6 separate regions of the Homo sapiens genome follow, and regions 2, 3, 4, 5 and 6 are each linked to region 1. Evidence: chromatin loops called from intact Hi-C (ENCODE). Cell type or tissue: PC-3. All regions are shown on one strand.

Evidence for each region. A loop is a pair of places that touch in the nucleus more often than their neighbours do. Peaks named below come from ENCODE experiments on the same cell type or tissue, not always from the same donor. Only the 100,000 strongest peaks of a DNase experiment are listed, where the experiment ranks them.
Region 2: a loop joins it to region 1, with 4 times the contacts of the local background. A loop is called at or near these places in 50 of 110 quality-filtered maps.
Region 3: a loop joins it to region 1, with 3 times the contacts of the local background. A loop is called at or near these places in 14 of 110 quality-filtered maps.
Region 4: a loop joins it to region 1, with 16 times the contacts of the local background. A loop is called at or near these places in 29 of 110 quality-filtered maps.
Region 5: it touches region 1 in a loop (2.7-fold over the local background); 12 of 110 quality-filtered maps call a loop at or near these places.
Region 6: it touches region 1 in a loop (5-fold over the local background); 23 of 110 quality-filtered maps call a loop at or near these places.

What each region holds. Positions count from the first base shown.
Region 1 is chr11:34,924,041-34,928,040 of GRCh38, forward strand. The region is part of intron 1 of PDHX (pyruvate dehydrogenase complex component X); the gene reads left to right. Among named protein-coding and RNA genes, the nearest start is that of PDHX, 9.4 kb to the left of the region's middle. In PC-3, a CTCF peak has its summit at 2,234 (motif pointing right); a DNase peak (open chromatin) is centred at 2,251.
Region 2 is chr11:35,484,091-35,488,090 of GRCh38, forward strand. The region is part of intron 3 of PAMR1 (peptidase domain containing associated with muscle regeneration 1); the gene reads right to left. Among named protein-coding and RNA genes, the nearest start is that of PAMR1, 40 kb to the right of the region's middle. RefSeq lists a silencer at 1,849-1,898. In PC-3, CTCF peaks have their summits at 1,793 (motif pointing left), 2,005 and 3,643 (motif pointing right); DNase peaks (open chromatin) are centred at 521 and 1,741; H3K27ac peaks cover 1,350 bases.
Region 3 is chr11:35,165,031-35,169,030 of GRCh38, forward strand. The region is part of intron 1 of CD44 (CD44 molecule (IN blood group)); the gene reads left to right. Among named protein-coding and RNA genes, the nearest start is that of SNORD164, 4.1 kb to the left of the region's middle. RefSeq lists a silencer at 529-578 and an enhancer at 999-1,058. In PC-3, a CTCF peak has its summit at 2,010 (motif pointing right); DNase peaks (open chromatin) are centred at 871 and 1,801; H3K4me3 peaks cover 1,499 bases; H3K27ac peaks cover 3,237 bases.
Region 4 is chr11:35,303,784-35,307,783 of GRCh38, forward strand. SLC1A2 (solute carrier family 1 member 2) reads right to left here. Exons shown (of 11, transcript NM_004171.4): 5 at 2,291-2,459. Among named protein-coding and RNA genes, the nearest start is that of SLC1A2-AS1, 24 kb to the left of the region's middle. RefSeq lists an enhancer at 1,930-2,019. In PC-3, CTCF peaks have their summits at 2,194 (motif pointing left) and 2,393; no DNase peak of the experiment used is centred here; H3K27ac peaks cover 1,741 bases.
Region 5 is chr11:34,975,526-34,979,525 of GRCh38, forward strand. It overlaps PDHX (pyruvate dehydrogenase complex component X), which reads left to right. Exons shown (of 11, transcript NM_003477.3): 8 at 2,599-2,657. Among named protein-coding and RNA genes, the nearest start is that of MIR1343, 36 kb to the left of the region's middle. In PC-3, no CTCF peak of the experiment used is centred here; DNase peaks (open chromatin) are centred at 1,806 and 2,246; H3K4me3 peaks cover 2,272 bases; H3K27ac peaks cover 3,851 bases.
Region 6 is chr11:34,996,263-35,000,262 of GRCh38, forward strand. No RefSeq gene overlaps it. Among named protein-coding and RNA genes, the nearest start is that of MIR1343, 56 kb to the left of the region's middle. In PC-3, CTCF peaks have their summits at 1,778 and 1,982; a DNase peak (open chromatin) is centred at 2,179; H3K4me3 peaks cover 277 bases; H3K27ac peaks cover 1,748 bases.

The DNA of each region.
Region 1 (4,000 bases):
TCTCATTACTCCAAGAAGGAACTGTGATATTCTACAATATTGTGACATCTTACAATGTAATAGGATATTGTGATACATCTAGCCAGCTATCTGGATGCCTCCAGAATATACCCTCTTAATTGTTTCTATGCTGCCCATCAAAAATAAATAACTAACATTTTTGAGACTTATTCTTTGCCAAGTCCCATGTGTTACCTTCTTTCTTTCTTTCTATTTTTTTAGATGGAGCCTTACTCTGTCGCCCAGACTGGAGTGCAGTGGGGCGGTCTCGGCTCACTGCAACCTCTGCCTCCCGGTTTCAGGCCTCCCAAGTAGCTGGGACTATAGGCATGTGCCACCAAGCCTAATTTTTGTATTTTTAGTAAAGACGGGCTTTCACCATGTTGTCCAGGCTGGTCTTGAACTTCTGACCTAATGTGATCCACCCGCCTCAGCCTCCCAAAGTGCTGGGATTACAGGCATGAGCCACTGCTCCCGGCCTACCTTATTTCTTTACAAAAATCTATTTATGGCACCATTTTAGAGAAGAGGAAACAGACATAGATAGAATAAATAACTTGTAGGTGGTGGATCTGAAATTAGAGCCTAGGCAGTTTGATTCCAGTACCTATTCTCTAAATCACTGTGGTATTCTGCTTCTCCTTGAGTTTTTTTAAATTAAATATTTAAATAATAAAATATTTCATTTAGCACAATAGTACATGCATATAGTTTAAATAGTACTGAAAGGCTTGTAACAGTACAGTGGATCTCTGCCCCATCTCACCCAACTTTCCCAGTCTTCCTTAGAAGTAACTAGTTTTGTCTCTTAACTTTCTTCTGGCATTTGCCCATCTCTCTGTTTCTATTTTAGCCGTTTTCTGTGGATGACTGCCGGTCAGTGCCGCCCTCTGTTTTCCCTCCCCAGTGAAATTATTTTGTAATTCTTGGTCAAATATTCAGTGTTTACATTAAACAAATATTATGCACAATTGAGGATTGTCCCATATTTTGTTTGTTAGCTTTCTTTTTGCTGCAGTTATTGCTGCCCTTTAAATTTTTAGTTAGTTTTTTCTGTGATAATTTCTAATTTATCTCACGGTATGTAATAGCTTCTCCACACAGTTTTCTGTAATGTCAGCCACATCAGATACTTTCTCACTTAACTTATTTTTGCAGTTTTTATATATCCTCAGCTATGTAGATTGAACTTCAAGCTCTTCTTTTTGCCCTCTGCAGAGAAAACAAGCTTCAGTCTTCTGTTGAATGAGGGTAGGGTTGTTACCTACCACTGGATTAAGAGAGGGGATCCAGGTATCTAGCTACTTTTCAAACAGCAGCCACCCAAATCCTCCCTGGCTTAGGATACAGCTTTCTAGGGTCTCTTTAATTGATTATTACGTATCTATTTACTTTTCTGCTTCCAAAATTGTATGCTGTTATTCCTTTTCTCTGTGTCCTTGTGGGTTTCTGCTTAAAATTAACAAAAGCAAACAGCACATTTTTAAACTTAGTGTTAGTTAAGTTTGAAAGAGGAAGTAAGATTGGATAAATTTATTGTAGACATGTATGAAAATGTAGGTTATCAGAAATAAAAGAAATAAAAAGCCCTTATAGTAATATCACTAGCTAGAATGACTACTATTGTCATTTTGGAGTATTTCATTTCAATCTTTGTATGTGTACAAGCTGGGCAGGTAGTAATTGGATGATGCCATATACAGGTTTGAGCATCTCTAATCTGAAAATCTGACATCCAAAGCTTTTTGAGCACTGACATGATGCTCAGAGGTGATGCTCAAAGGAATGTTCATTGTAGCATTTGGGATTTTGGACTTTGAGATTAGGGATGCTCAACCAGTAAGAATAATGAATGCAAATATTCCAAAATCTGAAAAAATCTGAAATTAAGAACTCTTATAGTCCCAAACATTTCTGATAAGGCATACTCAACCTATATATTGCTTATGGGTTATCTTTTTTATGTTTGTTAGCATGCCAAGACCTGTAAATGCTGTTTTCACACAAACTGTTGTGCATTCATTTTCTGTTGTGGTCCATTGACATTTTCAGTCTATTTTTACTCCAGTACCACACCAAAATAACTATTTGAACAAAGAAGACTTATATGACAAACGATCCTTTAAAACAAAAAATACTATAACTGCCTTTATTCCAAGTGTTAATATTACTCTGTGCCTAGTGCTGATTTTTAAATTACTTTTACTTTATTCTGCCTTATTTCATCCAGCCTGCAGATGGCAGAATTGTTTCATTTGAACAGCAATTTTGAAGGCTCCGTTTTATTTAGTGTGTTCTGACATTGGAATGAGAAGTGATTAAATGAACAGTCTCTCTCCCTATTAGAGAAGAAGCAAATTAATGTTAGAGACAGGGAGCCACACTAAGAAAGTACTGGATAATTTACTTTTTCATTTGGTCTATCTTCATTTCATGATTTTTGCATGCTTGGATTATAAATGAACTAGAGCCTATAAATGAACTAGAGCATGATGTTTAAGCTGTACCATATGTAAACTGCTGAATTCCCTTAATTACTTTAGTCAGAGTAATGGAGCTTAAATCTGCTTCATATTAACCATAAAGCAGTTTGTTCTGCATTTGTATTTTAAGAGTTTGCTTGTATTAAATTTTTTTTTTAATCTAGAGACCTTTTAGCATTCATGAATCAATCATCAATTTAAAGCTTTGATATAATTGAGTTTGCTGAAGTATGAGCATTTTGTTCTTAGGATAAAAGAAATACTTTAGGGAAGAAGAAACTAGAATTAGATTAGTGTACCATATTTGAAATTGAAGTCAGAATTATGCTGTAGAAAAATTGGAAGAGCCCATTTGAGGAAATACAGGAATTGCTTAGAGGGATTACTGTAAAATTCAGTGATTGGTAAATTGCTCATGTAGCAGAAATGGCAGGGAAAACAGCAATAAGCTAAGCAAAAAATTTTAATGTATTGTGTCATTCTGTTGATGTAAAAAAAGAGTAAAATAGTTATGAGTCATGAGACTTTACTTTTAAAATCAGCAAGTTTAAATATAAAGTACTGGACCACATACATTACAATAGTCATTTAAAAATTTTTAAAAATGTTTTGTAACTGCTGTGGAAGGGTAGACTTCACAAGCCAATTAGATATAATTTGCTAGCTTTATAAGAAGGAGCAGAACACTGAAGTGACTACAAAACGTTAAATTTTAACTAAATTTTGAGAACTTTGTGAATACTAATTGAAAAACTTGTGTAATGAGTGCAGCAAACTACTTACCTGTAGTTGTGGGAAACTAATACTAGGAAACGTAATTGGTGCATATCTTAAGGCCTTCTTAATTTGACAAGAGAATGGTAGAATGTACAGCTTACTGGAATAAGGAGGGAGTCTGCATATAAGTTCAAATGCAAATTAATTAATATTAGGTAAAGGATAAAATTCCATTCCAAGGAGTCTAGAAAAGTCTACACTATCTTAGTAGAGTTGACAGCAGCCATAAAGGGCAGATATTAATTATGTGCAGGCCTGTCACTTCAAGTTTATCTTACGATTGTGTAATTACTTTCCCATCAGAAAAATACGTCTGGAAAAGATACCATATAGTGTTCTAATCAAAAGAGGGTATGCTAGAATGAAATATGTACTTTTATTAACACATTAATGCTTATGAAATGATTTTTCTAGCATGAAAGCCTGAGGATAGATTAGTTAGAATAACTACAAAATATATTGCACATTTAACTCTCCGTAATAAGCGAGTGTAATCTATCAAGAGATAGTATTGAATAATGGAGATGTCCAAAATATCTTTCTTTGGTTTTTGTCACCTTCATTTCAGAGTAAAGATAATGATCTACTACAGAATTTTTGTATTATCATAATTCAGATAAGCAATTTCAATTCATTTCATGAAGGGTGACTAAGGAACGATTATGTTCTTTTTATTTTTAAAATATGAAAATTTTTGAGGTTCTTGATGTGGTAACTTGAAAGATAATAATAAATGCAGA
Region 2 (4,000 bases), 560 kb after region 1:
TGAGCACTTACTATATACCAGACTCTATCCACCATTTATTGAGCACTTACTATATACCAGACTCCATATTAAGGGATTTATAGACAGTTCTTCACTTAATCTTCACAAAAACTCTCAAGGCCACTATGAGGATCCCAATTTTGTAAATGAGGAAACTGAGATTCACAAAGATTGGGTAACCTTGCCCAAAGCCAGGAAAGAAACAGAGATTCAAATCCAAGCCCAGGCTGCTAACTGCCACCTAATACCATCCCCAGTTTGAATCGACCTGAGCATTGTTCTTTTTCTGGGAGCATCAGGACACAAAAGTCTGGAGCGAGATGAGGCAGCTTTCAGTAACTCCACCCTAGGCGATTCCGCAGCTCCCCTGGAGGGCAGCCCCGAAAGTCAGTAACACACAGCTTTGTAAGCCTTCTCCCCACTCCCCTTAAGTTTGCTCTTAATCATTCCTACTTATGGCTCAGGAATCGGCCTGCACAAATCCTCTTCCTCTCCGATAACTCACCCTACAAACATTTTTGGGCATGGCTTATGGCCAGTTCCTCTGTTTCTCTGCCTCTGTCCAAAATATGACTAAGAAGATAAATGTATTAAGGACCTATAATCTCTCCCCATAAATCCTCTCATCTGGGTTGCTTTCCTAACCTCCTTAGATGCCCAGTATCCTTCAGGGACTGAAAGGCTGGGATCACTGCCATGCCAGCTAGAAGTGTGGCATTCTGGGTCGCTCTTGGGCCCTCCTGCTGCTCATCTTTTTTGATGGCCAAGGAACTCAGCCTAGGGCCAAGCTAAACCAACACCAGTCCAGTGGTCAGCAGTGGAAGTCAGCAGAGTGGTTCCACTTCAGAACGCAACTTTTGAGTTTAAGAAACCCTAAGAGGAAGCCTTGGTTTCGACTTTGGATATCAGCACCTCTAATAGCCAGCACCCAAATCGCAGTTCCTAAATACAATTTCCCACTATAAGAAACCAGGATGCAGGGAGAAATAGCTTGTTTCAAGACCTGGGCATAGAAAATCAAGGTGAACTTAAAACATTTGAGGGTCAGGGGTAGAATGCAAGTAAGTGCTCAAGGAGAAATGAGGTGCAGCCTGCTTAACGGGCCAAATCTGAAACAATCTAAGCATCAAAAGAAAAATTATGATAACACTATGAAACAGAAAAAAATTAAAATTCATGAGTCTTAAAGTGCAGAAAAAGAGAGAGAGAGCCAGATGTTGGAGAATGATAAAAAGTGGCAAATCCTGGAAAGGAGCATATGGATGTATACTATTCTTTCAACTCTCTGTAGAATTGAAGGTTTTACATTAAAGAGTGGAGAAAGGTAGAAAGAACAGCTCTTTTTTTAATGGCGATAAAGTGCCAGTAGCTCTTAGTCTGGATATTCTGAGATTACTAAACCAATCTTTCCTGGGCAGAAAGATGTGAATAAGTTCTCTCCTGGGCTCAATAGCCTCAGGCCGTTTGCCCATCCTCCTGGATAATACAACCTGCCAATGGTTATGCATGAATCAATTCCATAATGAATTTTAAGGTTGTCATTAGTTAGGTTAGTAATATAAACATTGTCAAGGACAGTGAGCAAATAAAGGTGCTACTGCATCTGTTCAGTGCCAGATGCTCTCTAACCCACATATAAAACAGCTCTGATCCTTCTGGCACTTGCCCGCCACTCCTCCCTCCTTCTAAGGCTCTGTATGGTACTCAGGAAAAAAAAATGCCCAGGCTCTTCAGAGACACTCAGAAGGAAGCGCCTTCAGGATAACGTTGTCTGAAAGGATCGCTTGGGCGCCATCTAGTGGGAAAATGCTTGCACTGCCATGGGGCTCCGGCGCTGTGTCCCAGCCATATGTAGGCGACCCTTAACGTAGGCAGGCAGCATAGTGCTCAGCACCAGGCAGGCATTCAACAAAGAGTGAAATGAATTACTTCTTCCTATGAATTCCCTACACATTTATTTAGTGCCAGTATGAGGTGAGGGTGATAAGAACCTAATAACATCATATTGATGTCTTCTTATGGTCAAGCACTGTTTTCACAGATGGATTGTAAACTCATTGCGGAATCATTGTGTTCCCTGGTGACCAGCCCAGTGCTCCATAAGAAATGCTCCATCAGTGCTCATGGCAGTGGTAACATACACTGTGTGGAATGAGGCTCTCAGAACAAGCATAACGTAATTGAACAAGCAAAACTGAACCAACACAGATCGGATAGAATCTGACCATTAGTTTGTTTTTTCAATTTCATAGCATTGACCACATTCTATTTTTTTAACTTTAAAAAAAATCTCCTCTCTAAAGCGCAAGCTCTAAGATGTCAGAGACCATGCCCGTCTGGCTTATCATTGTACATCCAGCACCTAGAAGCATCCATTCAAGAAATATCTTTTGACTGGATGGGTAGATTAATGCACGAAGGTGTGAGCTCTCTGTTCTGCCTGCCTAGGTGATAGACTGGTTGCTCTGAGCCAGTTCTGCTGTCCTTGAGAAAGCCTGGACCCTCAAATGGACACAATCACCAGCCCAATCAATGAGGCTCCATAAACAGCGTCTTACACCAAGGTGCAACCCAAGATTTGACCAGTAGGTGCTATTTAAAAAGACACATGCTCAGGATTTCTGAATATTAATATTTTCTGTTTCATAACATTTGGGTGACTGCTATCCTTGTTTTGTTACCATTTGCTGTATTGACTTCTTGCATGCAAATATTCTTTCCTTCCTGTCCCCTGCACCCTGAACAAACCCCCTTACTCACATGGAGCGACTGAAGTATTGTTTAGAAATATTTATCCACCCCTCTTCCTTTGGGATGGCATATACTTCCCTACTTCACTCATTGGGAACTTAGCCATGTGACTTCTTTTGGCCAGTGGAATATGGGTGAGTGTGATGTGCGCAGAGGCCTTATGTGCACCTGTGTGTTTGGCTTGACCTCTTGTGCTTCTGCGACCCACCCTGAGAAGAGCATCCCCTGATGGTTGCTGTCCCTTCTGCCTAAGCCCTGCAGCCTGGAGCACAACCAGCCCAGGTCAGCCCAGTTGAAATCAGTGGAATGCCTGCCAACTCACAGACCCATGAGAAAGAACAAACATTTGTCCTTTGAGATTGTTAGTTACCCAGAAAAAAAAAAAAAAAACTGAACACTTTATCACCACCATCCCTGAAAGCTTCAACTTAGAAACTCTACTCTCTGACCATAATACCCATTCCACCTATGTGTTCCATTACTTCATTACCACCAAGCCTGCTTTTCCACTTAAGACCTCCTGTCCCTATTGCCCCTCTACCAGGCTCTTTCTGATTTCATGTCCTTCCCAGCTGGGATCCTTGGTCAGTCATGTCTCAGCTTATTCTTGGATCAACAAAACAACTGGTTTTACTCCCTTCTGCTGCTGCACTTCCAGAGAGCATCAGCCAACGTCCTAACTGACTGCATCACCTCCCTAGGAACTCTGGCTTCGACTGGGTCCTCCGTCTCGCTTGGATATGCTTTAAGCTTAACACCAGCTGGTGCCTTTTCTTGTTCCTCAAGTGGCTGCCCCAAACCTTTGGTACTTTCAAGCCCCAACCTCACTTCTACTCATTCTCAGCAGATATTTCACTCCCTACTTCCCAGAGAAAACGGGAGAACTCACCAGCAGGAGGCAGACTAGGACTGTGGTTAAGAACAAGAGTAAGGGGTCTGGAATCGTCCTGGGCTTTACCCCAAAGTGTACGGCCTCAGGCAAGTTACTTCACAGCTCTGAGCCTCAGTTTCATTATCTATAAAATGGGAGTATGTATTTTCATAGGGTGATTGTACAGATGAAACAAGACATGGCACATAAAGTGCTCAGCACAGTTCCTACCATATAATTACTAACAAACAAGATATGCTACCTATAAATAATTCTTTTCCTCCTGTCTCAGCCTAGGACAGAAAAGGAAGCTCCCTCTCCTTTAACTCTCACTTTTGTTCTTGATCTCATAGGAAGTTCTTCTCCTTCAGGATAACA
Region 3 (4,000 bases), 240 kb after region 1:
TCTTAGGGCTTTGTGGTGGGTGCCAGAACAATTGATGGGGTAGGGTGGGTGCTGGAAGAGAATGAGCATCTGGTAGATTGAGTCTCTGGGTCTGCCCTTCCACCCTCACTCCAGCCCCCATTAGCTCAGCTTGATTTTCAACCACTTGAAATACTGTGGTTGTGCCTAAGACATCATGTCAGGGAGAGAAAGAAACATCTGAAAACCATCAATCTTCTCTCTGAATGCTTCCACTGGTCCCATTTGCCTGTTGACAACCCAAGTTGAAAAGGCAGCACCAGAGGGGAATGGGGAAAATTAGCAGAACTGGAAAATCTGAGTTGAGATCTGGGTTTACCAAACTCTCCGTAAGACTTTGAGTCTGTGAAACTTATGTCCATTAGTTTCTTCACCTTTTAAATGGGTCTGTAGTACCTACCCTCTGGGCCTCACAGGCTGCTTTTGGGTGTGAAAGTGCTTTATAATTGGTGAAGGAAACTGCTACGTGGCAAGAATAGCAAAGCCTGATGTACTTTAATCCATTCGGTTCTGCTGAGGGTGGAGCCCCAATGTGTCTTAATTCATATGAGGTTTCTGAGAAGCTTTTTGAGATTTTAATACTGTCCCAGGTATGCACATCAACCTTCTCACTTTTATCCCCCAAGCTCCAAAATTTCATAACTTTTTATTTCATCTTGGGTGGCAGGAAGGCAAGGTGTGCCTGGGGGAGCTACAGGGAGTTATTCAAGGTCACATAATTAGCTTATAATTAACAGAGTTTAGGCTAGAACCAGTGCATCCCACTCCCAGATGGGGGCCCCCGGCTTATCTCAGCATGTCAGCAACCCATGAATCAGCCCTGAAATATAGATATTACCTATGAGTAACAGTTTCTCATCCTACCTCAACTGTTACGAAAGTCTTCCCTCAAACTAAAGCTAAGCAGTTCCACAAAATGCCAGCTATAGACATTAGCAGAAACTGTATATTGATTAGGTGATGTATCAGTCATTGTAACTACCCAGAAAAAAAAATACAATGACAAAACCAAGTGGCCCAACCTTATTTTCTACTTGCAAGAGGAAAAACCCTATTTGGGCCCCAAGATGCTTTTTTCATTTCATTTACCACATCCTGGGTTTGTGCTAGTCAATCTGCTAAATCAATAAGATCCGAAAAAGCAGAAAACAAAGATCGTGAGGCCAGAGGATTTCCTGATCACCATGGCAACACACAGGGGTGGGTACTGTGGTTTCTCTGCCTGAAGACGCACTCGTCAAAGACTACTTGGTGTTACAGAATTCTGGTGCAGTGAAGCAACAGTTCTGGGACATATACTTTCTTTTGCCAGAAAGACTCTGTTGGATCCAGGACCAGGAGTGGGGGGTTAAACAGTTCTCCATACCCTCACCTCCAAGTCCCCATCATCCCATTAGGAGACAGGGACAGTACTGTTCTCCAAACTCTCAAAACAACCCAAGAGCTTTCTAGGCTGTGCATTGGGTTGATCATTTGGTGGCCTTGGCTGAAGGGCCAGGGTAACAGCTAGGAGAACCCTTGGGATTCTTCTCCAATGTGACAGGCCCCTCCATGTTGGTTCAGCGTTGACTGCCATGACAGGCTCCAGGCTCCACGGAAAAAAGGCAGAGAAATCAGGGGGTCCAGCCAGGCGCCAAGACGTTGGGGTGCCTTGCATTTCTAAGTGCCAAGTGATGAATAGCTCAGTTGAAAGCAACCCAGGGCACATTCTGGAGGAAATTCTCTGGGTATGATTGTGCATGACTGTTTTCTCTGCTCATTAAACCCTCATCTGCCTCCAGGGCAATTCCGGGAGAGACTGAGTCACTCAAGACTCATGGTCTGCACTGGGCAGCCAAAGGCGATTCGGCCACCAAGTGTGATTCTGGCCTCATTCAGAAGTGGATGCTAAACAATACACCCTTTCACCAGGAGCCCATCACATGGGCATCAGGAGATGGGGGCGAGTGATGTGCCAGCCTTCTAGACTGGCAGGCCTGGGGGGCAGCAGAGGGCACAATAGCTAGAAAGACTCCCAGATGAAAACTTCTGGGCTTTGAAGCCTTCGAACAAATGAAGAAGAAAATGACTTCTTCGTGTCCTATTAAGACAGTGAGTTGTGGCTTTTTTGAGAGCAGCTTGCTCAGACCTCTTATGAAAGATAGATCAGTAGCAACAGCACTGGTGTAGGAGTCAGAAATCTGCAATTATGAACCACTGAGTTTTGTGTGTGTGTGTGTGTGTTTTTGTTTTTGTTTTTTGTTTGTTTTGTTTTGTTTTTTAACTTGCTGGAGGACCATACTCGGCTATCCTTGATTTTATTTTCTCCTGTGTCACAAGAGAAATTGGTTAGAAGCTTCCCATTGTGCCTCCTGGCTTTAAAAATAGATAATCCAATTAACAATAATGCTTTAAAACAACAAAACCTTGTCCTTTTCCCTTCCTACTTCTGATCAGAACCAGCTCAGTAAGATTTATTAGTTGTGCAATCTGTTTTGGACATGAGCTCAGCAAATCAGAGGACAGAAATAGAATCCTGGCTTTTTAATGATAAACACTGTAAAAATAAAAAATTTGGAGAGCTTACCAGTGCTTCTGGCTGCCCAAGTGGTTTGTGTGTGGTTGACTCCCAGGAGCTCAATCACTTTGGGTGCAGTCCACCCAGAGAGCTATGTTCCAGCTACATCAACCTGGAGCCTTAGCTTGGTCAGTCTAGATTTTTGGGTTTGGCTGCAGACATCTCGTAATGTCACAAGGACAGCCTGTGTCCTTGGTGACCCAACCCTGGGCCAACCCCAAGTCCTGGAGTCCTCTCCTAAGAGCCCTGCCTAATTGTAGAGAGAGCATTCAGGCTGTAAAGGGCAGGAGGCCTGGGGGCTACGACTAGGTTTGGGCTTTCTAAATTCCCAAGAGTATGATGGGAAGACCAACAGGCAGAATCAGAGAGAAGCAGTCAGCCCACTGCTGGGGAAAGCCAGTCAAGGTCAAGACTTCAGAATCTCCTCTCTGGAGAGAGAGTGAAAATTCCATTAGTGAAGTTTGTTCCACTGAAGCCTTACCAGGCCTTGGTAAAGGCCCCTATCTTGTGGTCCAGAATCAAGGGACTTCTGATCTTAAAATAATATTCAATAAGCTCAAATTCTTCTCTCTAGGGCTCTCTTTTCATGATCACCTCTCCACACTTTATTAAAAAATCACATGAAGGGTAAGTGGGCTTCCTGTCATTTCAGTGTCTGACCTGTGCATAAGTTGGAATTTAACACTGGAAAATGATCAGCCAGATTGCCCAGTCTGAAACCCAGGTCCCCCAGTGACTAGCACAAGTTACTTACATCTTCTCAATGAATCAGTTACCTCTTGTGTAAAATGGGGATAATAAAAATGCCTGCCACACAGGATTGTTAGGAAAATTAAGTGAAATATTAGGTGTAAAGTGCTGAATACCTTGAACCCAGACTAGGCACTCAGTGAGTGCTCACTGTGGTTATGGACCAGGAGCTGCAGGAATTAGAACACCATTGAGTAGCAGGAACTGGCTTTATTCTCATCTTCATGATAAAGCAACTTCTCCTTACATATAGCTTAATCTGGAACCAAAAATCTAATTCTGCCTCATCCCTCCTGAGGAGATGACAAATAGGGATCAGGCACACCTGGGTGGCTCAAGTTAGAAAACAAATTAACTCATTTTGCAGAATCTGGAGACGTCTGGTCTGGAGAACTGACAGTGCCCTCTCTTTGGGCATAGTATGACTGTAGGTTGTCTTTGGGTGGTCTTCATATGGAATGTACTGTGTTTGCCATGTTCCCTAGGAGATCTGGCCTCAGAAATGGCCCTGTGATGGTATGTGAACATACTGTCCTGTAACTGAGATGATAGCTTGCACATTCAGACAGACAAAGCCAGTTACAAAACTAAAAGTTGGTCTCTGAAACATTTGCTTTCGGGGAAAACAGCAAATGTTCACAGAAGCAAAGTTCTGGGTTAAAGACATTTTAAGTA
Region 4 (4,000 bases), 380 kb after region 1:
AGGTTTTTTAGGAGAGAAATGGTTCCTTAAAGAAGTGGGAGGCAAGAGCTGGGGTTGTATCTTCACTTATTGCAAGTGCTTAATCCTCGGGACTTTCCAAAGCCAAAAAACAGAAAGACAGCAAAACAAACAAATAAAAAAGCCACTATCTCCACCCTCAGAAGACCGTGGAAAGAACCTTATTTCAGCCATGATTTGTAAATGGGAAGTTTCTCAACAGTCTAACTTCCCTTGGCTTTCCAGAGCCTTGATCTGCACTTGGATGGAAACCGTATTCAGCTTGTAATTTTTCTTTGTAAACATTGCCTAATTGAAATTGCTCACTGGAACGGGGGTGTTGCATCTGAACAAAACCCTCTTGGACTTGGCCGCTGGGGTTACAGAGTAGTGAGTTGTGTTGAAACTCCCCAGTAGAGCCAAAGGTCCTGTGACTTCCCAGAATCCACCAAGACTCTGGAAACAACCAGGAAAGTCTTTGAATGATTCACTCCAAAGCCCTGGCCCCATTGTTCATGGCCTCAAGCTCCTCCTGAGTATGGAGAAGACTGAGGAACACTTTGACAAAAGGGGGTTGGGTGTTTTAAGTTATGACCCACCAGAAAAGACCATGGGGGAGTTAGGAAGGACCTGAAAGGAACATAGATAGCTGGACAGTGAGGGAGAAGAGCTGCTCGGTGGTGGGTGCTGGGGATATTTGCAAAATCTCCCCAGAGGAACTCTCCTTCCTACTCCTCGCTCCTTCCACCTCTCACCTCCCACTGGTTGTTAAACAATGTTTATTGATCTTCCATTGCCCAGCAACCTAGTCAGCTCATCTCTTCCCTCACTCTCACTCATCCAACCTGCTTCCTGCCAAGCCAAACAAAAAAGATCTGCTTCTGCTTCTCAGTGACTGTGCAATTCTGCTCCCTCTCTCTCCTCTTTCTCTCTACCATTCTAGATGGCTAAGGAGTAGGCTTACCAAATTTGGAACAAACAAACAAACATGACACTCAATTACTTTTTGAATTTCAGGTAAAAAATGAATACTTTTTTTTTAGTATTATTATGTCCCATGCAATATTTGTGACTTACACTAAAAAACTATTTGCTTTTTATCTAAAATTCAAATTTATCCAGGCATTCTGTATTTTATCTGACAACCCAACTAAGGAGACAAGGCCATGTGATCTTTCAGATGACAACGTGAAAGGACTACTGAGCTCATTCATCTCTAAGTAGCTGTCATCCAAACCTTTAGAAATTGTGCTTGGATAAATAAACATACTTCATCCATCCAGATTCACCATTTCTCCCAGGTTTTGGCCAAATGCCCCTATTTCCTGTCTCGGGGACACCATTCTAGTGATGGATGGAGGTTACGGAAGGGAGTGGACCCACTGAGTGGGAGGGGAGCAAACTGGGCAGACTAGAGCCGCTCACATGGTAATAAACCTCTGTCCCTCATGGAGGTATTTTCTTACTGAACTCCTCAGCTCTCCACCCACTTTGAATAATGATCACAGCTCATACGGAGAGAGCACATGGCATGTGCTACTGTGCCCTATATGCACAATCACATTTCATCCTCACAGTAATCTACAAAATAGATGCCAATCCTATTTCCATTTTACAAATGAGGCTCAGAGAAATGGAGTAACTTGCCCAGGGTCAGATAACCAGTAAGTGGCCCATACTGGATCCAAACCCAGGTCTGCCCAACTGCAGAGCCCAAAAACCTCTAGGATGGCATGCTAAGAAGGTACTGGGCTAGGAGAAAGGGCTCACTGGGATCCCAGAAAGTAAAACAAGATAACAAGATAATCTGTAAAGCTCCCTTGGTACCTACTCCAACACTTTACAATCCTGGTAGCATTGCATTTGTTTGCAGACTAAGGGCTGTGGTGGTCCAGCCCCCGCACCTAGCACAGCACCAGTACATGGGGGCAGCTTTTAAAAAATGCTTAAGAAACGAAAGCAATGGATGTGTCACTTAATAACACAGAGAGTCAGAGAAAGTGACTTTCTAACACCACACAGAGAGTCAGGGAATGTGCCCAATGACGGTGAGCTCCCTCCTTTTTTCCCATACCCAGCTTCTTGCTGCCCTGTCCCCTTATGGTCTCCTCTGCCCTTCTCTCTCTTCCTTAAATCGCTCAGCTCTCAGTCCCAGTGACCCTCAAATTGCTCCCCAGAGAGAGCCTCCTGCTCCACCTAGAGGACAGCTGAGTCATCAGTTTTCTGAAAAGGGAGTGCAGGATAGCCCAGCCATTGCCAGGGAAGCAGAATCCCGGACCACCAGCTGGCCTACCTAAGACGTTCATCCCATCCTTGAACTCCAGGCCCTTCTTGATAACCATCTTAGTCTCCTCCGGCACCTCAGTCACAGTCTCGTTCAACAGAGAGACAACAGCGCTGGTTGCGTTGGCCTCCTCGTCCGGCGGTGGTGCAACCAGGACTTTCTTCGTCACTGTTTGAATCTAACAGAGTGAGGGAAAAAAGGCATAGAGCTGAGATTTGGCCTATAAGGTGAAAAAAAAAAAGATTGGCTACTCATATATTTTAAGGTTCCCAACAGGTTAACAATAATTAAGAAATGCCAAAACAAGGTTATGAAAACTGGAGAATATTTTATATGTCTATATTTACAAAGTGGTGTTTTATTATACACAGTGAGATACAATTGTCCTAATCACAGATAATTACACAATTTTTTATTTGTGCAAATTTATGGGGTACATGATAAATTTTTTAATGTATACAATGTGTGATGATCAAATCAGGGCATTTAAGGTGTCTAACATCTGAGTACAATGCATTTTTTAAGTACAGTCATCCAACTCTGCTATCAAACATTGAATGAATTCCTTCTATCTTTCTGTATGTTTGTACCCTTTAAGCTACTTCCCTTCGTCCTTCCCCTTTCCCCCCACTCACCCTTCCTAGCCTCTGTTATCTATTTTTCCACTATTTTTCCATGTGTTCAAATATTTTAGCTCCCACATATAAATGAGAAATGCAATATCTGTCTTTTTGTGCCTGGCTTATTTCACCTAAGATAACGACCGCCAGTCTTATCCATGTTGCTTCAAATGACACAATTTCATAAATATAGAATGTATGAAAATAATTTGCAAATGTACTATAAGTACTGTAGTCAATAATAGGACACAGGCTTAAACTTGGGGGATAAATGTCTTCTTTCACTCCTATGATTGTAGCTCAGAAACAGTATGAAATGTCTAACTTGGATGCTCTTCCCAATTGTGAGACCCAGTTAGATGGTCCTTCCAGTTGTGATGGTCCTTCCAGTTGTGATGGGCCCTGGATCTGGTTAAGAATAGGAAGCCTTGGCAGGGGTCAGATCAGCAACTCATGATCCACCTGTTTTCCCCTCTACCTGGTCCCCACTGGACAGGGGTATCACAGGCTGCCTCAGTTTGGGCTCCTTCTAGAGCCAGGCTCAGCTGGAAATCTCCATCTGGGCACCAAGAGTGCCAGCTGCCAGCAGCCACCATGGCAGGAGCATTTGCTTATATTTCAGATCCAAATTCAAGGTGGGAAGACAGCCACTCCTTCTGAGCAGTGATGCCAAGCCTTTCTCAATGTTCCCCAAGTGTCTCTGTCAGATGACTCACAAGGAACCTCTCCCGCTATTCCTCGACATCCATGGCAGTGGTCCTATTTTTAAAGGTGCCAGGCACCCTACATGCAGAGTGCTATAAAAATCCACATCTGAGCTTAAAAAACACCACCTCCAGGGGCATTAAAATAGAACTCAATGCAGAATCCTAGATTGTCAGTGCTGGCATGTAGTAGGTAACAGATGGCTGAACCCCGAATAGATACGGAAGAAGATGTACGGGAAAGTCAAGTGACTTGTTGGACGTCATGGAGTTATGGGCAGAACTGGGATGTCAACTCAGATGACCTCACCTCCATTGAGTTATTTCCACAGTCTGTGCTGTATGTTAAGCTATAGGGACCCAATCCTACTGTGCTGGTTCCCATAGGAAGCAAT
Region 5 (4,000 bases), 51 kb after region 1:
TATTTTTTATCTTGGTTAGCATGGATTTTCCCCTCTGGATTTCCAATTGAATGTTTTTTTAGTTTCCATTTCTCTGCTGCTAGTCGCCATCTGTTTATGCATGTTGTACCATACTCTGCCCTCTTTACTCCTGTACTCTGACAGTGGGTATTTACTTCCTGTGTTTGTCTCTCCTCTGAGTGGATTATCACTCTTTGGCATTCAGTTCACCTGTTTGCTTTGTAACCTCCGCTCCCTAATGAGCTCAAGAAAAGTTACGATTTTGTAATTTATCCTGCTTTTTCTTTCACCCTGTCAGGATGGGAACAGCTTTCTTTTGCAACTTTCTACATCCCAGGTGAAAGCAGGACTTTTATCAGTTTATATACAGAGTTTCAAGATTTCATATAAAGACAACTTGAGAGCTTTTAAAAGTTCAAGGAACTAAATGGAAAGCTATTTTAAAGAAAGTGAGAAGTTTCTAAAAAATGAACCCTGGAAACACTCCTGTAGTTCTCAGATCATACTTGCTTAGTCATGATATAGAGGTTAATATGGGAATCACTTTCCTGTTTTCTTACTCTAATAAGGCAGAAAACAGTAATATTTCAGAGGAGATATGGATTAGTTTATTATCTTTGCATGGTCCAGTTTTGGTACACCTTGGTAATTAGGAATTTTCTTAAAAATCTTTACACCCCACATTATCTATCTTCACTCCTCTTTCTCATATAAAGTTACAATACATAACATTCTGTATGCATGCTTCACACTTTGCTTTTCTGTCTTGACAATGTGTAAATGAGAATGTTTGATATTACCTTACAAACTGTTTTCTACTCAGTAAATGTAACAGCATCTCCTTTCAATATGTTTGGAAAATCTCCATTATAAAGAGTTAAAAATAAAGGAATTCAAAGAGAAACCTACTTTACACATGTTAGATTTGAGATGCTTGTAAGCGATGCAAGTAGAAATTTCATGTGAGAAGTTGGATATACAAGTCTGAAGCCTCAGTATCTCAGAATTAGAGGTAGAATTTGGAAGAGTCATCATTATATAAATGGTATCAAAACCTTGGAATTGGAACTGGAACTTCTAGCCTGGGGAGATGCCAACATTGAGAGGAAAGGAATAAAAATGAGTGAGTGGGCAGAAAGTGGAAGAAAACCAGGAGAGTATAGTGACATAGGAGCCAGTAAAAGAATATATTTCATTCAACTCAAGAATGTTCCTAAATGTGGGAGTATGCTGAATACAGAATTTTAAGTGAGGACTGTGGACTTAGGTGGTAGGTTTGGGGGTCATTAGCTGGCAGATGGTTTTAGAAGTCTTCACTGTGAATACCTGTGGGTAAGTAGATAAAGTGAAGAGAAAGCTGAGAGAGCCATGAAAGGTAAGCAGAGTAAGTTCATGAACTGTTACATTTGAATTTGTACAAACCAAATCTTTCTATGTGGTTATCATTAAAAGCTTGTAAGCACTGTAAGTCCATTTATATTTCTATTCCTAAAGGGGTTTTAAGCAAAAATGTTTATATATTTCTGGAATTCTGAATTAGAGGAGCTTTGATACTTTGCAGCTGACAGTTATCGTGACAGTTTGACAGTATTTAGGTTTATGGTAATTCATCTAATCCCTTTCTGTAGTCTCCAGGATGCCTTTGGAATGAGCTGTTATTCACCTAAAATTCCGTGATACTTTAGTAATAGGATAGGTTTTTTGCCACATACCACTGACTAGATCTAGATCTTAGAGTCTTTTTCTATAAGCTCTTGCAAGAAAGAATCAAGTGTTGTTTACATTTTCTAACACTGTTATACCCAGTGGCAAATGCAAAGACATAAACAAATACTTTAGTTATGATCAGCTCGTAGGAAGTGGGAGGACCCCAGCTTTATCTTAAAATCATTATGTATACTGGAAAGAAATTGATTCAAATGCATTCACCATAAAACTATGGATGGAGAACCTCATTTTATTAATCACACTAGGACCTATGCCAGCATTGCTTCATCTTTGGCTTTTGTTATATCCTGTTTTGTTAAGTTAAAAAGCAGTTAAATTTTTTTTCACCTACACCCCATTAGTAAAAAGAAATTTTCGAACACTTTCCCATATGTGTATATATAACTGTTTATATATAAAGTACCTACATGTATCACTGTTCTAGTATAATCAGTATGTTATAAAGCATACAGAGAATAAGGGTATTTGAAAAGAACGAGGAAGAAAATGAATCATCTTGTAAACTTCCTGACTGCACACACCACAGAGAGATCATTTGTCTTTTTCGAGACATAGGAGTTAGTTCTTTTTTTCTGATTATGCTTGTAATGGGTCCTTCAGGTTCTTGTGTATGATATCTAAGCAATTTAAAAAATTGATAACCAAGGCCCAGAAGTAAACTTACATTCATGGTTAATATTATTGATCCAGGACCTCATATAATGCAAGTTTTTCTAATCATGGGAACCTTATTGACTAAGCAAACAAAAGCTTGTAATTTTTTATCATTGTTTGTCAGTACATTCCATAATTTACAAGTTTGAAGTTGTAATGGTCAATGTTAAAGTTATATTAGGAATACTAATTTTACTAACCTTATTTTTCTTTCAGATGACATTAAAGTATCAGTAAATGATTTTATCATCAAGGCAGCAGCTGTTACCCTTAAAGTAAGTAGCAGACTTCAAATGATTTTGTCTTCTTAAGTAGTTTCATGTCGTGGAATTTTTACAATGACAAATAGAACTCTTATTTTTAAATCACAAAAATTTTATAATTGTCTTGCTAAAAATATCCTATCGTTTGATCTCCCTCATTTTACAAATGAAGAAACTGTAAATCAAAAGGGCTCACAATGAATTAGAGCAGGATGAAAACCATTTATTCTAGGCATTAGAGATAGAGCAGTAAACAAAAGCTTACTTGATTTCTGCTGTCCCTGGGGCTTACATTCTAGTTGGAGGAGACAAACACTATTATATGTCAGATGGTGAAAGTGCTGAGGAGAAAAAGAAAGGATAAGGGGACAAAGTAACTAGGGGTGATTTTTCAAAAGGGAAGCGAGGGAAGCCCCTCTGACAAGGCGATAATTTAGATACGGCCTGAGAAAACAGAGGGAGTGAGCCACATAGGTATGTGGTAAAAGTGCATTCCACACAGAGGGACCAGCAAACACCAAGGCTGCAAGCAGAGGATCGCATTAACCAAAGATGTGGTGCTGAGGGTGGAATGTGCCTAGTATGGAGAGGTGGGAGATAAGATTTAAATAACAGTGGGAGAGCATGAAGGGGAACCCAAGTACATGAGGCCTTGTTGGACATGGTGAGGACTAGGGATTTTATTATGGGTGAGAAGGAAGCCTTTGGAGGGTTTTGAACAAATAACTAATGTGATCTGACTTATACTTCAGAAACGAAAAGGAGAGGCTGCCCTGGGTGCTGTGTAGAATGTAGCCTGTGGAGAGGCAAGGGAGGAGACGATGAGCTCCCCTGGGAGGCTTTAGAAGATCACAGTGGCTTGGACAAATGTGGTAGCAAATGGAGCTAGGGTGAAGTGGAGATTTGTGTTATGTTTCAAAAGTAGAGCCAACAGGATTTGCTGATGGATTGGATATGGGGTGTGAGAAAGAGAAACAAGCATTTTGGCCCAAGCAATGGGAGGAATGAGTTTTCCATGTACTAAGATTGGGAAAACTGGGAGGGGTATAGCTTTGGGTTAAGGAATCTAGAGTTTGGTTTTAGACATGTTACATTTGAGGAGCCTAACAGATATTCCAGTGGAGGTGGCAGGAAGGCAGGTGAACATATGAGCCTGCAGTTCAGTGGAGGTGATGTAAACCTAGCTGGCTGGAGTTGTAAATCTAGAACCCAGGCTTCCTGCCTTCCTGCCTGGCACTATTTTTCATCATGCCTCCTTTCTGTAACGAGGCTATTTTCTGGGATCACTGCTTGTTAACAGACTGTATTTAAAGTACATTTATAATTAACTTTTTATTTCTTGAAAAATACATTAA
Region 6 (4,000 bases), 72 kb after region 1:
ATGAGAACTATCCTTTTTATTTCACTAATATGAAATTTTCACTAATTATTATAAAGTTTAGAAGAGTTTGTTTCTCTCTTTTGGCAGCTCTGCTATAACTGTCAAGATAACTATATTTAAGTTGGATGGTAATGAATGGTAATTTAATTAACTTGTCACAAAAAGGTTTATGTTAGTGTCAGCTGACATGAATCAATAGAAGAAAGGCTAATATAGTACAAGTTGTATGGTATGACATGATGAATTATAAACCCTAACAGAAGAGCCTTCTAAAATAATTAGCACCCTGGTGTATTAATTGTTAAGAAAATGCTTAATCCAACTATCCAACTCAGTTTAACAAGCCATTTAAAAAAAATAGTCTTCAAAACTTTTGTCATATTAACAGTTACACTGAAAATTATAACCAAAGGCTATTTTCAAAATAATTTTTATGTTACATTATTTCCAAGGTCAGTTTTAATCGAAATTATTATTATTATTACTACTTTTTCTTGAGATGGGGTCTTGCTCTGTGGCCCAGGCTGTAGTGCAGTGCTGGGATCACAGATCACTGCAACCTCGACCTCCTAGGCTCAAGTGATCCTCCTCCCTCAGCCTCCCGAGTAGCTAAGGACTAAAGGCATGCACCATCATGCCTGGCTAATTTTTCTATTTTTTTTTTTTAGAGACAGGGTCTTGCCATGTTGCTCAGGCTGGTCCCAAACTCCTGGGCTCAAGTAGTCGACCCACCTTGGCCTCGCAAAGTGCTGGGATTACACAGGCATGAGCTACTGTGCTAGGCCGTTGTTTTTGTTGTGGTTGTTGTTTGTTTGTTCATTTTAATTTTTATATCTGAGGAACAGAACATGATGAGGCAGCCATAAATAAGCCTGACTCAGAGTTCTGCTTTTCATGAACTGACGTACATAAGCAGTAGTGCATCTGTTTCCCTATAGGTGAAATGGGCATTAATATTTACTCAGCCTGCCTTAGAGAGTTGAACTGTACAAGGGAAATCGCTGTATAAATTTAAGATGTTTTAATTCATGGACCTCACAACCAGGCTTTTCATATAATCACCTGCCTCTCATGGTTTGACTTCTCAGCTTCTGGTACAAATGCTTGTTCATTCTGACCAAAAATATTGTCTCTGGTATTTCTATACTGATGAGGTGGTTTAGATTAAGGAAGTTTTCATTTCTAAAAAGAATTTTGTTGTAGTTTGAGATCAAAGAATAACACTGAGAAAGGAGTATGGTATACTTGGTTTGAACTGTGTGCTACACTACCAGGCCCCTTCCACATTATACTACTAATTTATTTAAAATAGATAGGTATCACACTGAGAGGATATAAAAAAAATTTCTGCCTCTTCATTTTTGTTTCTTGTTTGAACAGAAAAAATGACCAAAATATTGGGAGTACTTCTAAGGAAAAGGCAACACACATTCCAGTTAACACTTGGATGTGAAAATATCAATGAATATTAGAATTTATAAGTCAAACTGGCTCTGCTCGCTGATTGCAATTTTTAGTTACATTCACTATTTTGTGCTAAATTTAAGTCATTGGTATACGACTGGCCAGAGTCCTTGGTTTTAAACATTACTGAGAACTTTATATATACTCTTAATGGGTATTTTATATAATGTCGAATGAAACTTTTATTTTTAGATTTTTAAAAAATATTTTGCACTTTGGACTTAATTTTACACTAAATTGTATCAGCCAGCCTAAGGGCATTATGCTAAATGTAAATCTAGTTCTTGGTTAAGCTTTTATTGAAAGATAGGTGGTGCTGTAAGTTAATATATTGTAGTGAAAGTGTGGGAGAAAAGTTAAATTGGCACTTAAATCTTAGTTTTCAAGGAAAACGTGTCCCGCACATACTGCATTATGATGGACTTTGTCTCAGGTGAAGTGAAGAAGTGAAAGAATCAAGTGTATGGCCGGTAAGAATTAACCATTAATTTAAATGGGATGCTATTAGTGGGAAACTTTTACTGATTTTTGAAGAAGGAAGTAACAGTGCAGATTTACTTTTATCAGTCTGGCCATAATGTGCAAGTCAGTAGGTCAAAACAGGGAGAGGATAGCAGTCATCAGAAAAGAACTGGAAGATTTTGCCATAATGAAAGTATAAGTTGATTAGGATCTGCACTAGGTCAGTGTCTTTAAAGAAGGAGGAAATGGGTAAAAGTTGGCATGTTACCATGCTATGAGGTGTCTTATGAATATATGGGGTAGATGTATTCAGTCAGATAATGCAGGAACAGTGATAGAATTTCCCATCCAAAACACTAGTCCTCCATGGCTCACGTTCACCAATATGAAAACGAATAAGATTCCAGTAAGTTATGTACAGCAAATAGTGTATTTCAGTAGACATTTAAACTTTTTGTGAATGGAAAAGGCAATAGTCTTTCTATAAAATCCTTTTACATAGTTTTATATTACAAAAATGTGTGTGTGTCTCCATTGGTTTCAGGAGATGGGGGGCAAACAGGGTTGGAGGGAGGATATGGTTTGTCTAGACTTGTAATATTGAAACACCATTTAATTGAAACTGTAAGGTTTACAGATGTATTTTGAAAAATTATTAGCCTCTCAATAGCAGTCTTTTGTTTCTTTGATCATATAAATTCTATTTTCACATTTTATCCGTATCTTTGCTTTTTTTGCAACAAGTCCAAGCAGCTTTCTTCCTGGGAAAATGAATGTTTTGTGAATCTCTCAGTTTAACCTCTGTTGTATGATACATACCATTAAGGAAAATGGGTTTTCATTAAAAGTTGAGAAACTTTTAGCAAAATCATTAATTAGTCATGATTTGCTTTTTTTAATACCTAAAATGTATATTTTAAAATTTCTTAGTTTATGAAATTCTGTTACTCCTATTACTAAAAGATGAGCCTTTTAAATATAAGACTCTTGTGATCAAGTGGAATAACATTGATTATATCACTTTATAAAGCATAAAGTATTATGGAAATGTAAGATGTTAAATTTAAATTTTTAATCTCATAAATTGCACTTAGTAGCTCATCAGTCTGATGGGGAATGGTATATCAGGAACTTATAAGATGGTACTTAATACCATAACTTAAGTTATTCTTCCCAGTGGAACTACTGGTGATTGTATGTAACTTTGTTTCCCAAGTTTGCATACTCTTAAAATCAAGACTTTTAAGGCTAGTTTCAGCTTTAGAAGTTACTGCGCTCTTGGCAAAACCTTATTTCTGTGCCTCAGTATTCTTACCTATAAAATGAGGAAGCAAGGGGGAAAATTAATCACTGTACTGGTTGCTTATCTTTTTTAATTTCTTCAGTTATAGGCAGGAAGTGTATGCTACTTATCAATCATCATGGATGATGTAACATTTACCTCCCGCATAGAATCTCAGAGATTACACATACAAATTCAGAGATTATGTAAATTGGCCAAAGCTCAAAAGTACGACAACTGGGATTTGAACCAAGATCTGTGCAGCACCAAAGCTCAAGCTCACTGCATTGCAATATACACCTTCTAAGTTGTGCTGCTGCGGCTGAAAGTTCTGTATGCAAAGAGTATTTTCCACCTATGGTAACTGAAGTTCCTGAGTTCCTGTTCTTCTGTATTAAAGCTAATGTGTTTACGACCTAACCACTTTTAAAATTAATTCATATTTTCTCTGTAGTGGCTCTCTTTGTGCCTTTCTAGTGTGCAGAAAGTACTGAGGGATTTTTTGTTGTTGTTTTTTCATTATGGACAGCTCTTAACCTGAAGTAACTAATGTTAAGTGTCATCACTTGTACCTCTAAGTAGAAAAATAGAAGCTGATGGGGCTTAGTGCCTCTAGGTATAAAAAAAAAATGACCTAGAAGCTGCTACTTTCAATAAATAGGTTGATTCTTGTCCCAGTTAAGACCAAAAGTGGTTACCTTAGTTTTCATTTCTGAGGCCTCAGGCTTCTATATTGATTACTGTATCAGTCATGGTCTAATCAGTTAGGGTTCAGTAGTTTATGGTGGAGAA